2 separate regions of the Homo sapiens genome follow, and region 1 is linked to region 2. Evidence: chromatin contacts called from ENCODE Hi-C data. All regions are on one chromosome and are shown on one strand. The core of a region is the stretch at or near the end of the contact, and the rest is flanking DNA. Distances in the headings are between cores, read along the strand shown. Region 1 overlaps ITPR1 (inositol 1,4,5-trisphosphate receptor type 1). Region 2 has its middle 47 kb from the start of SETMAR.

What was found. A loop is a pair of places that touch in the nucleus more often than their neighbours do. Pooled maps may share reads with other maps.
Region 1: a pooled map shows a loop between it and region 2 (2.5-fold over the local background). The contact joins two enhancer-like sites. A Hi-C loop is called at or near these places in 1 of 168 maps with a recorded cell type or tissue (K562), 1 of 37 single-sample maps with no recorded cell type and 6 of 50 pooled maps.

What each region holds. Positions count from the first base shown.
Region 1 is chr3:4,684,473-4,688,585 of GRCh38, reverse strand. ITPR1 (inositol 1,4,5-trisphosphate receptor type 1) reads right to left here. Exons shown (of 62, transcript NM_001378452.1): 30 at 3,380-3,517; 31 at 1-91. Among named protein-coding and RNA genes, the nearest start is that of EGOT, 65 kb to the left of the region's middle. Within about 2 kb of position 1,250, at least 5 of the 41 ENCODE cell types and tissues checked have a DNase peak (open chromatin) inside an H3K27ac peak, as active enhancers do.
Region 2 is chr3:4,346,907-4,353,851 of GRCh38, reverse strand. It overlaps a transcript of SUMF1 not described here. Among named protein-coding and RNA genes, the nearest start is that of SETMAR, 47 kb to the right of the region's middle. Within about 2 kb of position 2,176, at least 7 of the 41 ENCODE cell types and tissues checked have a DNase peak (open chromatin) inside an H3K27ac peak, as active enhancers do.

The DNA of each region.
Region 1 (4,113 bases), core at 1-2,500, 340 kb before region 2:
GCAAAGCTTGATTCTGCTGGTTGCCTGCGCAGAAATTCTGCAAAAATTCATGAGCCAACCTCATTATCTCTTGCATCTTGGTATCTTCGGCCTGTGTGGGAGGAGACAGATGAAAGCACTGATTGCTGGGCCAGGAGACCAGCTTCTCCTATACCCAACACCTCCTGCTAACGTGGGAGTCAGAAGGTGTTTGCTGGGGACCTGTTGTGGGTAAATATTGAGGGGCTGCACTGCTGACGCTGAAAAGAAGCCAGTAACTTGTCTATGCTCATTGGATGAAAGTGAAGATCTTATTTGGGTGGGAGGGAGCACTGCAGAGTAAGGCTAATAGAAGGCATCCATGAGTCCATTATCCAGCAAGGACTGAAACTTCTGAACCCCCTACTTCTAAAGACAGGGACGGGCTGGGCACAGTGGCTCATACCTGTAATCCCACCCCTTTGGGTGGATCACTTGAGGGCAGGAGTTTGAGAACAGCCTGGCCAACATAGTGAGACACCCATCTCTAACAAAAGATAAAAATAATAAAAATTTTAAAAGTAAACAAAAACAGGGACTGACAACAGAACTGGGGCTGACTTCCTCACTGACGCTGAGTAGTCATTTTCCCTCTTGGGTTCACCTTTTTAAGTTGTCCGACCTATTAGACATTAACTTTTGCCATCAGCTCCCATGGCAAAGTGGAAATCTCCTGAGATCACACATTAGAGCAACTGTGCCTGCCGTAACTCCTCTATCATCCCAAGTACAATTTTTAACCTCAGACTTAGTTTTCCCATCAGCAAAATGGGGATAATACCCTCCCTGGCATTTCACGTGGTTGGATTATGTGATTCATACATTAATAGCATAAACTCAGTATTTTAGAGTTAAATATTCCGTAATAAGCCAATTCTATAAAACCCATGGCCATTTTGTCCAATTCTAAACAAGCAAACATTTAAGAGAGTAAAAACAGAACAAGAATTTCTAAACTGGAAATCATCCTTCATATTCTTACAGCCCACAATAGTCTTCCTAAGTCTTCACAGCCATCACCTCATTTCAGAGGCAAGAGAGGATAGCAGGTAGGAATGCAGGTCACCAAACCTGACTGCGCTACTCTTATCCCAGATCTCCAACTTCCTGGCTGTGTGACCTGGAGCACATTTCTTAGCCTCTCAGTGTCGCTGTTTACTCATCCGTGAAAAGGAGATAACAAAAGTGCACACTTCATGTGATTGTTATGAAGATTAAGTGAGAAAAGTCACATGAAGTGCTTAGACAGTGATTACTCTGTAAATGTTAGCTTTTGGTTCCGGGCTAGACTGAGGTCAGCAAGCTTTTTCTTAAAGGGCAAGGCAGCACATACTTTGGGCTTTGTGGGTAGAGAGGGAGTATCAAGGACATTATGTAGGTACTTATGTGACTATTTTAAAATGTAATAACCATTCCTAGCTGATATGCTGTTCAAAACAGGTGGTGGATTAGATTCGGCCCATGCCTGTAGTTTGCTAACCCCTGGTCTAGAAAAATAACTCTGTGACAAAACAGAGTTGTGGGAGGAAGGTGAGCTCCCAGCTTTGACAATCAAACCAAAACAGAGGAGAATTTACAAGGACATTAATAGCAAGTCCCAGGACAACATAATGGGGATTACATTTGTCCCTTATTAACAGGAGGGGTGGTGAACCTTCTAGCTCTAAGAAATCAGAGGGCTTGGGACAGACAGCCACTGCTGGTTGACAGCTGTAACCTTAAACAGTTCCACACACCTCCAGTCCTTCCGTATAAAAGGAATCTGCTGGTGCACAAGCTAAGTGAAGAACCCTTGTGGTGTGAAGCGGATTTTTCCAAGGAAAGCAAGCCCCAAAGACATCAAGTCACAAGAGATTACCTGTGGGGGATTCCTCCACCGTTCTTTGGAAGTCTGTGCCCATCCAAAAGCAAACAAAAGCGTGCACATGTACACACACAGATATACACACACATGATATTCTTCCTTTGAGTCACCAATTCCAACCACATCTGGTTACCTGTAGATTAAGCCTGCTCTATGAAGGCATAACTCTCATTAGGGAAACTGATGATATTATGAGACAACACTATGGTTAGCAAATGACCCCCTCGCGTTCCTTACACACAAGGAAGTAGATCAGCTTGTTGGTTCTAGTCTAAATGACAGGCAAAGTTTGGATGATAATGCACACCTGTATCAACTACAAGTTAGCTAGGTATTATACCTACGACAGGGATTAAGCTTGGACTTTATTTATAGCTACCGAAAGGCCTGACCTGCCCGATTCATATGGTCCCCATGACTGAGGAGGAGGATCCTTTCATAGGAAATTTCCTGGAGTAGAAGGCGACAGGCATAGGGAAGGCAGCAGGCCCCAGATCCACAGTGAAGTGGAGCCAGTTTCACTCTACACAGCTGTGCCATCCACGCAAGTTACTGAACCTCTCCCGCTGCAGCTCTCTCATCTAAAATGGGGCTAAAGATAGCACCACCCATCTCATCCACGTGTCTTGAGGATGGCATGAGCTAATAATGTGTATAAAGGCCTCAGCATGGCGCCTGGCACCCTGCAAGCACCTAGAAATGAGCCTTCATCAGGTGAGTCTTCTCTAGCAAATCAGTCTCTCTAGCAGTTAATAGTCAACTCAAGAGACCTGAGTCTGAGCTTTTCACCTCTAAACCTCCCCAAGCCTCAGTCTCCTCATCTGTCAAGTGGGCACAACACAAATACCCGAGTGGGTCTTGTAGGCTTGAATGAATGATTTCATAAGTGTCTTGTCAGCCTACATGCATGCAAAGCACTGTCAGCCTGCTCCTGCCTCCCCAAATCAAATACGTATCAATGACAAACGCTAATGTGAAAAATTAGAGGCAAAGTACAACTTCCAGCAACAGAAAAGAAGACCTAGATCAAAGCATCACCTGATAAATCCAAATACTTAAGCAGATGTCAGCGTCTTACTGAGGACTTCAAAAGTGGGCACATCCCATGTTCCTACATGCACTTAATAGCTGGTGATACTTAAATTGGTTGAGTCACATTGCAAATGAAATTGAAACACACCAACTCATGGGTAGATATAGCTCTAAGCTCTGACACAGACCAAGTTGTCTCTATCCAATATGTCTTGGGAGTATGGAGAATAAATGGACTCTCTTTCTTTACAGAATCTTAAAACTGGGGATGAGGATTATTCACGGGTGATTTTACTTTATTTTTCAGATGCTCTGTTTCATATCAATACCTGAAATTGCTTTGTAGTCACAATAGTCACACTGGATGCATTTCTTCACTAACAATATCCAGATGTGAAGAGTTTGGGGAAACCCAGGGATCCGCCCCATCCTGAGAGCAGCTGCTGTGCATGAGGCACCGCTCACCTTCTCATAGGGAATCTGCAGCAGCTCCAGCACCACGGCGTGCGCGCCCATGTTCCGGAGCAGACGCTGTTGCTGCTTCCTGCTCTTTCTCACTGAGGCACTCTCTTGAACACAGAGTTTGCTAAGCCGAATCAAAATCTAGTAGAATGAAAGAAATCAGTCTCAGAAAACTAGGAACTATAGCTGGAAAAAGATTGCAGAGGGTGGTGGCGGGCAGGGAGGCAAAGGGGATTATAATGCATTAAAAACGTAAAACAAAATTCCTTCAGTATGTGGCATTTCTGTTGACTCCATCAAGCCAAATCCATAAGACTAAGGTCACGTCTTCCAGAATAAGCAGGGGATTATGGCTTCAACAACAAGTGGGACAGTTTCAGAGATATCGCTTAAAATGGAATGACCTGGCATCATTGCCGAGACCCTGGGAAGAGTTTGCTCTGGGGTAAAACACACAAAGCTCCCAGCCTCCCAACTTTGAACCAGCGTACGCAAAGGTTTCTAAAAAACTACAGCTCTCAGTGGGGACACTGTGTACCAGGCACTTAGATGACTCCCTGACAGTATTCTCAATTAGTCCTTCCTTCAATTGTAAAGCTTCAGAAATATGCGGTGCCTACGAAAGGTTGCACCTACAAAAGGTGAGGAAGCTGAGGACAAAAATAATAAGTAGAAGAGCTGGGTGTGGAGCCCAGATCTGATGCCAAAACCCATGAGCTTAACCTCTGAGCTCTACT
Region 2 (6,945 bases), core at 927-3,426:
GAAAATCAATATGATGTCCAAGTAGAAGGGTTCAGGATGTGGCAGACAGAACTCACTACAACCTGTTGTAGGAGGTTTTATCTAGCTCAGCAGTTCTCCAAGTGTGGTCTGGAGACCCCAGAGACCTCCAGCCCCCTTTCAGGGGGCCTGTGAGTCAAACTGATTTTCATAATAATATTAAGATGTTGTTTGTTTTTTAAATTATCTAAGAGTATACAGTAGAGTTTTCTAGAGACTGTATGATATGTAGCCTGAGGGCTCACAGAATATGAGCTTGTATATTTTTATGTTAAAAAATTAGGCCGGGCGCAGTGACTCACGCCTGTAATCCCGGCACTTTGGGAGGCCGAGGTGGGCGGATCACGAGGTCAGGAGATCGAGACCATCCTGGCTAACACGGTGAAACCCCGTCTCTACTAAAAATACAAAAAATTAGCCGGGCGTGGTGGCGGGTGCCTGTAGTCCCAGCTACTCGGGAGGCTGAGGCAGGAGAATGGTGTGAACCTGGGAGGCGGAGTTTGCAGTGAGCGGAGATCACGCCACTGTACTCCAGCCTGGGCGACAGAGTGAGATTCCGTCTCAAAAAAATTCCTAATCTTAATTTTTTCTTAAAATGTAAAGATGAGGGTCTCACTATGTTGCCCAAGCTGGTCTTAAGCTCCCGGCCTCAAGCCATCCTCCTGCCTCCAGCTCTTGAAGTTCTGGGATACAGGTGTAAGCCACCATACTTGGGTCAATCTTTTAATATGTTCAATGTCTGTAGATATATTGCACATTACAGAAATTCTGTGGGGTCCTCAATGATTTCTAGGAGTGTAAAGGGATCCTGAAACCAAAAAACCTGAGAGCTGTTCATCTAGGAGAAGAGCAAGGTCTGACAGTGACTGAATCTGTCTTGGGAGAAAATGACAGCCTTTCTCCATCTCTTCTAAGGACGGTCAAAAAGAATTGGGTTTAAATGACCTCAAGAGCAAGTTAAATTAACTGTTCAGAAGCACTTCCTTCCTGTTTGTTTTGGGAGACCTCTTAAATGTAGAGGTGAATTTGCTTCCCTGGCCCCTTCACAGACAGATGGCCCTGCCATGGGGTTGTCACCCTTTTTTTTTTTTTTTTTTTTTTTACACGCAGCAATAATGGACCTACATCCTTTGGAACATAATTCTATGCATGGACTACCCTCAACAATCCTGTAGTTGGAATCACTTTGTATAAAATGTCTCCCAAAAAGGGCTTTGCAAGTATTCGGTGCAAGTCATGGAAGATTCCCTGACTATTGCAGCCTCCACTCAAGGTGACATTGTGGTGGGACCCTGCCATGTCCCCAGCCATCTTTCCCCAGATGGTGGCTGTATTATAAAGCCATTGAGGAAGGTGAAAGTGTTACTTTCTGAAACAGCTCACTTTCTCCTGGTAGACTGTGTTCATTGTGCGGTAAATTGTGGTTGTTCTATGTCTTCTCTTGTCTTGGCTGGTTTGCTTTCCAGGGCCAGGCACTGTACTGGAGGCTTTGTGTACATGACCTAATTTAATTTGCAGAGTAGTTTTTGGGGGGGAACTGGTTATTTTTGGTTAATATTCCCAATGTGCACTTAGAAAACTAGGACTCAAGATGCCCCAGGTGACACGGTTGAGTGAGGCAGAACCAGGACTCACGCCATTTTTGTGACTTCCGTTCTCTCTACTGTATCATTGAGTCCATTGTTTTATTGTGAGTTTGGGGTGGGGAGTGGTGGACTGAAGACGGGAGATTACTGGGGCAAGGGATAGCTTGCAGGAGTAAAAAGGCAAAGAGTGAGGAGGTGGAATGGATTAGTGGTTAAGAACATGGGCTCTGGAGCCAGACTGTCTGGGCTTAAATTCTTCTCCTACCACTTACTAGATTTGTGACTTTGGACAAGTTACTAAATCTATTTCTTCTTCAGATTTTGAAAATTATGTGCAAGTACTTCTAGAAAAGGTACAATCAAGGCAGGAGGGTTAAAGCAGTCAGTATAGAGGGATCTGAGTGTAAACCTTTGACCTGCTTTAAATCCACTCCAAACTTGAAGGGTTGATGCTTAGTCACACTGCAGAAATTATTCTCAATGTGGTAATGAAGTGGCCGAGGCTACGACTACACATTTTTGAAAGACGTGTTTCCATCACACCTCCCTCCCCACCCATGTGTCACTTCTTTTTTAAAATGATGATGTTACCCTAAAGAAATGGACTTTTTTTTAGGGGCGGCGTGGAAGAAGGCTTGGGTGCATGGAACACATTCATCCACTGGAAAACATGATCAAAAGGTGCATTATCAGCTCATTCGTTCCAGGCACAAATACATAAAAAGAATGTGGCTGATAAAGACGACTGAGATCAGTGTGTGAAGAATGAAAGGAAAAGTGTGCTGCGTCATCCTCATGAAATAGCGGTCTGAAAAAGTATATGAGAGGACTTCCTTGATAAGATTAAATCCCCTGCTCTTTGTAAAACGAGGCTAAAGTTTCTTACTTGCTTCTCCTAACTCTGTGGCTGGGCTCAAAAATGGGTATTGTTTCGTTAAGACTCAGTTTCAGGGCAGCTTCCAACTCAACATTTGCTTCTGTTCCAGAACATTTGTAAAAATTTGATTCAGAGCAGGGAGGGTGGGGAGACCTCACTAATATGGGAAACATATTCACATTTGTAATTTTATATTTATTAATAAAACTATTTGCTTCAGGACATATTAGGCAAGCCAAAGGCTGAATCACATTGATGATTGCCTGTGAGCTTTTACCTTTGAACAATCTCTTGTGGAGCCAACCCTTGTACCTCCGTCTGTGGGTATGGTTTTCCGTGGAGTGGTAGCTCAAAGTGGTTTTATGTGTGATGTTCTCCCTCTAGTGGCCAGTTTGGGTTTGTTGTATTGGTTTGATTTTTTTTTTTCTTTTTTTGTTGTACAAATGATCTCTAGAGTTGGCAAACCTTTTATTTAGGGGTAGTGTGGATTTGGGAAGGCTAGGAGGTATGAGCAAAAAGGGAGGGGGTGCAAAATTTTATTCCATAGGTGAAACAGTTATTCTAAAGTGTTTGTTCCAATTGCTAGCTTTTTAAAGAGGAGGAAGAGAAGGAGATAGAGAATGTGACCTGCAGAGGTGAAGAGAGCTCTGGAATAATTTGTCATCTTTTTACTGTAATCATTTTCTGAACTTCTACTGCTTTAATTAAGAATTATCTCATTTTTAACTATTTATCAAGTTTCTTTGAAAATTTATTATTTTTTAGTTATCAGAGCTTTAATATACCTAGGTAAAATTAGAAACTCAAAGCATAAATAAAATTTGTATAGAAGCTCCTCATTCTGTGAGTTTCTGGTCTTCTCCCATATCCATGCCAATAGGTGACTACTATCAACAGTCTATCTTTCCAGACTTTTAAAAACGTATTTACAAACATTTATACTACATGTATATATGGATATATATTGAATATATATACACACAATTATACACACACAATTATACACACACAATTATACACACACACACACACACACACGCATATACACACACAGAAAGTGGTGGCTCAAGCCTGTAATCCCAGAACTTTGGGAGGCCAAGGTGGGCAGATCACGAGGTCAGGAGTTTGAAAACACCCTGAACAACATGGTGATTTTATATACTAAAAAATGGTGATTTTTTAATACTAAAAAAAATACAAAAATTAGCCTGGCGTGGTGGTGCATGCCTGTAATCCCAGCTACTCGGGAGGCTGAGGCAGGAGAATTGCTCAAACACGGAAGGCAGAGGTTGCAGTGACCCAAGATCGTGCCACTGCGCTCCAGCCTGGGCGACAGAGCGAGACTCCATCTCAGAAAAAAAAAAAAAAGAAAATAATACGTAATATATACAACTTATTTTTTTTATTTCTTCTAAAAAAAAAAACCGGATGCATGTACAGAACGTGCAGGTTTGTTACATAGGAATACATGTGCCGTGTTGGTTTGCTGCGCCTATTGACCCATCCTCCAACTTCCTTCCCTTCACCTCCTACCCCGCAACTGGCCCTGGTGTGTGTTGTTCCCCTCTCTGTGTGGATGTGTTCTCAATGTTCAACTCTCACTTGTGAGTGAGAACATGTGGTGTTTGTTTTTCTGTTCCTATGTTAGTTTGCTGAGGATAATGGCTTCCAGCTTCATCCATGTCCCTGCAAAGGGCATGATCTCATTCCTTTTTATGACTGCATAGTATTCCATGGTGTATATGTACCACATTTTCTTTATCCAGTCTACCATTGATGGGCATTTGGGTTGGTTCCATGTCTTTGCTATCGTAAATAGTGCTGCAAGGAGCATACATGTGCGTGTGTCTTTATAGTAGAATGATTTATATTCCTTTGGGTATATATCCAGGAATGGTATTGCTGAGTCAAATGGTATTTCTGGTTCTAGATCCTTGGGGAATCACCATACTGTCTTCCACAATGTTTGAACTAATTTACATTCCCACCAACAATGTAAACACGTTCCTACTTCTCCACAGCCTCACTAGCCTCTATTGTTTCTTGATTTTTTAATAATCGCCATTCTGACTGGCGTGAAATGGTATCTCATTGTATTTCTCTGATGATCAGTGATGTTGAGCTTTTTTTCATATGTCCATTGGCTGCATAAATGTCTTGAGAAGTGTTTGTTCATATCCTTCACCCACTCTTTGATAAGGTTGTTTGTTTTTTTCTTGTAAATATGTTTAAATTCCTTGTAAATTCTAGATATTAGACCTTTGTCAGATGGGTAGATTGCAAAAATTGTCTCCTGTTCTGTAGATTGCTTGTTCACTCTGATGACAGTTTCATTTGCTGTGCAGAAGATCTTTAGTTTAATTAGATTCCATTTGTCAATTTTGGCTTTTGTTGCAATTTCTTTTCACATTTTTGTCATGAAGTCTTTCCCCATGCCTATGTCCTTAATGGTATTGCCTAGGTTTTCTTCTAGGGTTTTGTTTGTTTGTTTGTTTGAGACGGCGCTTCGCTCTTGTTGCCCAGGCTGGAGTGCAATGGCGTGATCTTGGCTCACCGCAACCTCTGCCTTCTGGGTTCAAGTGATTCTCCAGCCTCAGCCTCCCGAGTAGCTGGGATTACAGGCATGTGCCACCACACCTGGCTAATTTTTTTTTTTTTTTGTATTTTTAGTAGAGACAGCATTTCTGCATGTTGGTCAGGCTGGCCTCAAACTCCTGATCTCAGGTGGTCAACCCGCCTCAGCCTCCTAAAGTGTTGGGATTACAGGCTTGAGCCACTGTGCCTGGCCTCTTCTGAGGTTTTTATGGTTTTGGGTTTTACATTTAAGTCTTTAATCCATCTTGAGTTAATGTTTGTACAAGGTGTAAGGAAGGGGTCCACTTTCAGTTTTCTGCATATGGCTAGCCAGTTTTCCCAACACCATTTATTAAATAGGGAATCCTTTCCCTATTGCTTGTTTTTGTCAGATTTGTGAAAGATCAGATGGTTGTAGATGTGTGGTATTGCTTCCGAGGTCTCTGTTCTGCTCCATTGGTCTATATGTCTGTTTTGGTACCAGTACCATGCTGTTTTGGTTACTGTAGCCTTGTAGTATAGTTTGAAGTCAGGTAGTGTGATGCCTCCAGCTTTGTTCTTTTCGCTCAGAATTGTCTTGGCTATCCAGGCTCTTTTTTGGTTCCATATGAAATTTAAAATAGTTTTTTCTAATTCTGTGAAGAATGTCAACAGTAGTTTGATGGGAATAGCATTGAATCTATAAATTACTTTGGGCACTATGGCCATTTTCATGGTATTGATTCTTCCCATCCATGAGGATGGAATGTTTTTCCATTTGTTTGTGTCCTCTCTTATTTCCTTGAGCAGTGCTTTGTAGTTGGAGAGGTCCTTCACATCTCTTGTTAGCTGTATTCCTAGGTATTTTAATCTCTTTGTAGCAATTGTGAATGGGAGTTCATTCATGATTTGGCTCTCTGTTAGCCTGTTGTTGGTGTAAACGAATGCTTGTGATTTTTGCACGTTGACTTTTGTACCCTGAGACTTTGCTGAAGTTTCTTATCAGTTCAAGAAGTTTTGGGGCTGAGATGATGCAGTTTTCTAAACGTGAAATCATGTCACCTGCAAACAGAGACAATCTGACTTCCTCTCTTCCTATTGAATACCCTTTATTTCTTTCTCTTGCCTGATTGCCATGGCCAGAACTTCCAATACAATGTTGAATAAGAGTGGTGAGAGAGGGCATCCTTGTCTTGTACTGGTTTTCAAAGGGAATGCTTCTAGCTTTTGCCCATTCAATAAGATATTGGCTGTGGGTTTGACATAAATAGCTCTTATTATTTTGAAATATGTTCCATCAATACCTAGTTTATTGAGAGTTTTTAACATGAAGGGATGTTGAATTTTATCAAAGGCCTTTTCTGCATCTATTGAGATAATCATGTGGTTTTGTCATTGGTTCTGTTTATGTAATGGATTATGTTTATTGATTTGTGTATGTTGAACCACCCTTGCATCCCAGTGATGAAGCCCACTTGATTGTGGTGGGTAAGTTGTTTGATGTGCTGCTGGATTCGGTTTGCCACTCTTTTATTGAGGATTTTTGCATTGATGTTCATGAGGGATGTTAGGCTGAAAGTTTCTTTTTTTGTAGTGTCTCTTCCCGGTTTTGGTATCAGGATGATATTGGCTTCATAAAATGAGTTAGGGAAGAGTTCCTTCTTTTCAATTGTTTGGAATAGTTTCAGAAGGAATGGTACCAGCTCCTCTTTGTATTTCTGGTAAAATCCAGCTGTGAATCTGTCTGGTCCTGGGCTTTTTTTAGTTGGTAGGCTATTAATTACTGCCTCAATTTCAGAGCTTGTTATCGGTCTATTCAGGGATTCAACTTCTTCCTGGTTTAGTTTTGGTTGGGTGTATGTGTCCAGGAATTTATCCATTTCTTCTAGATTTTCTAGTTTATTTGTGTAG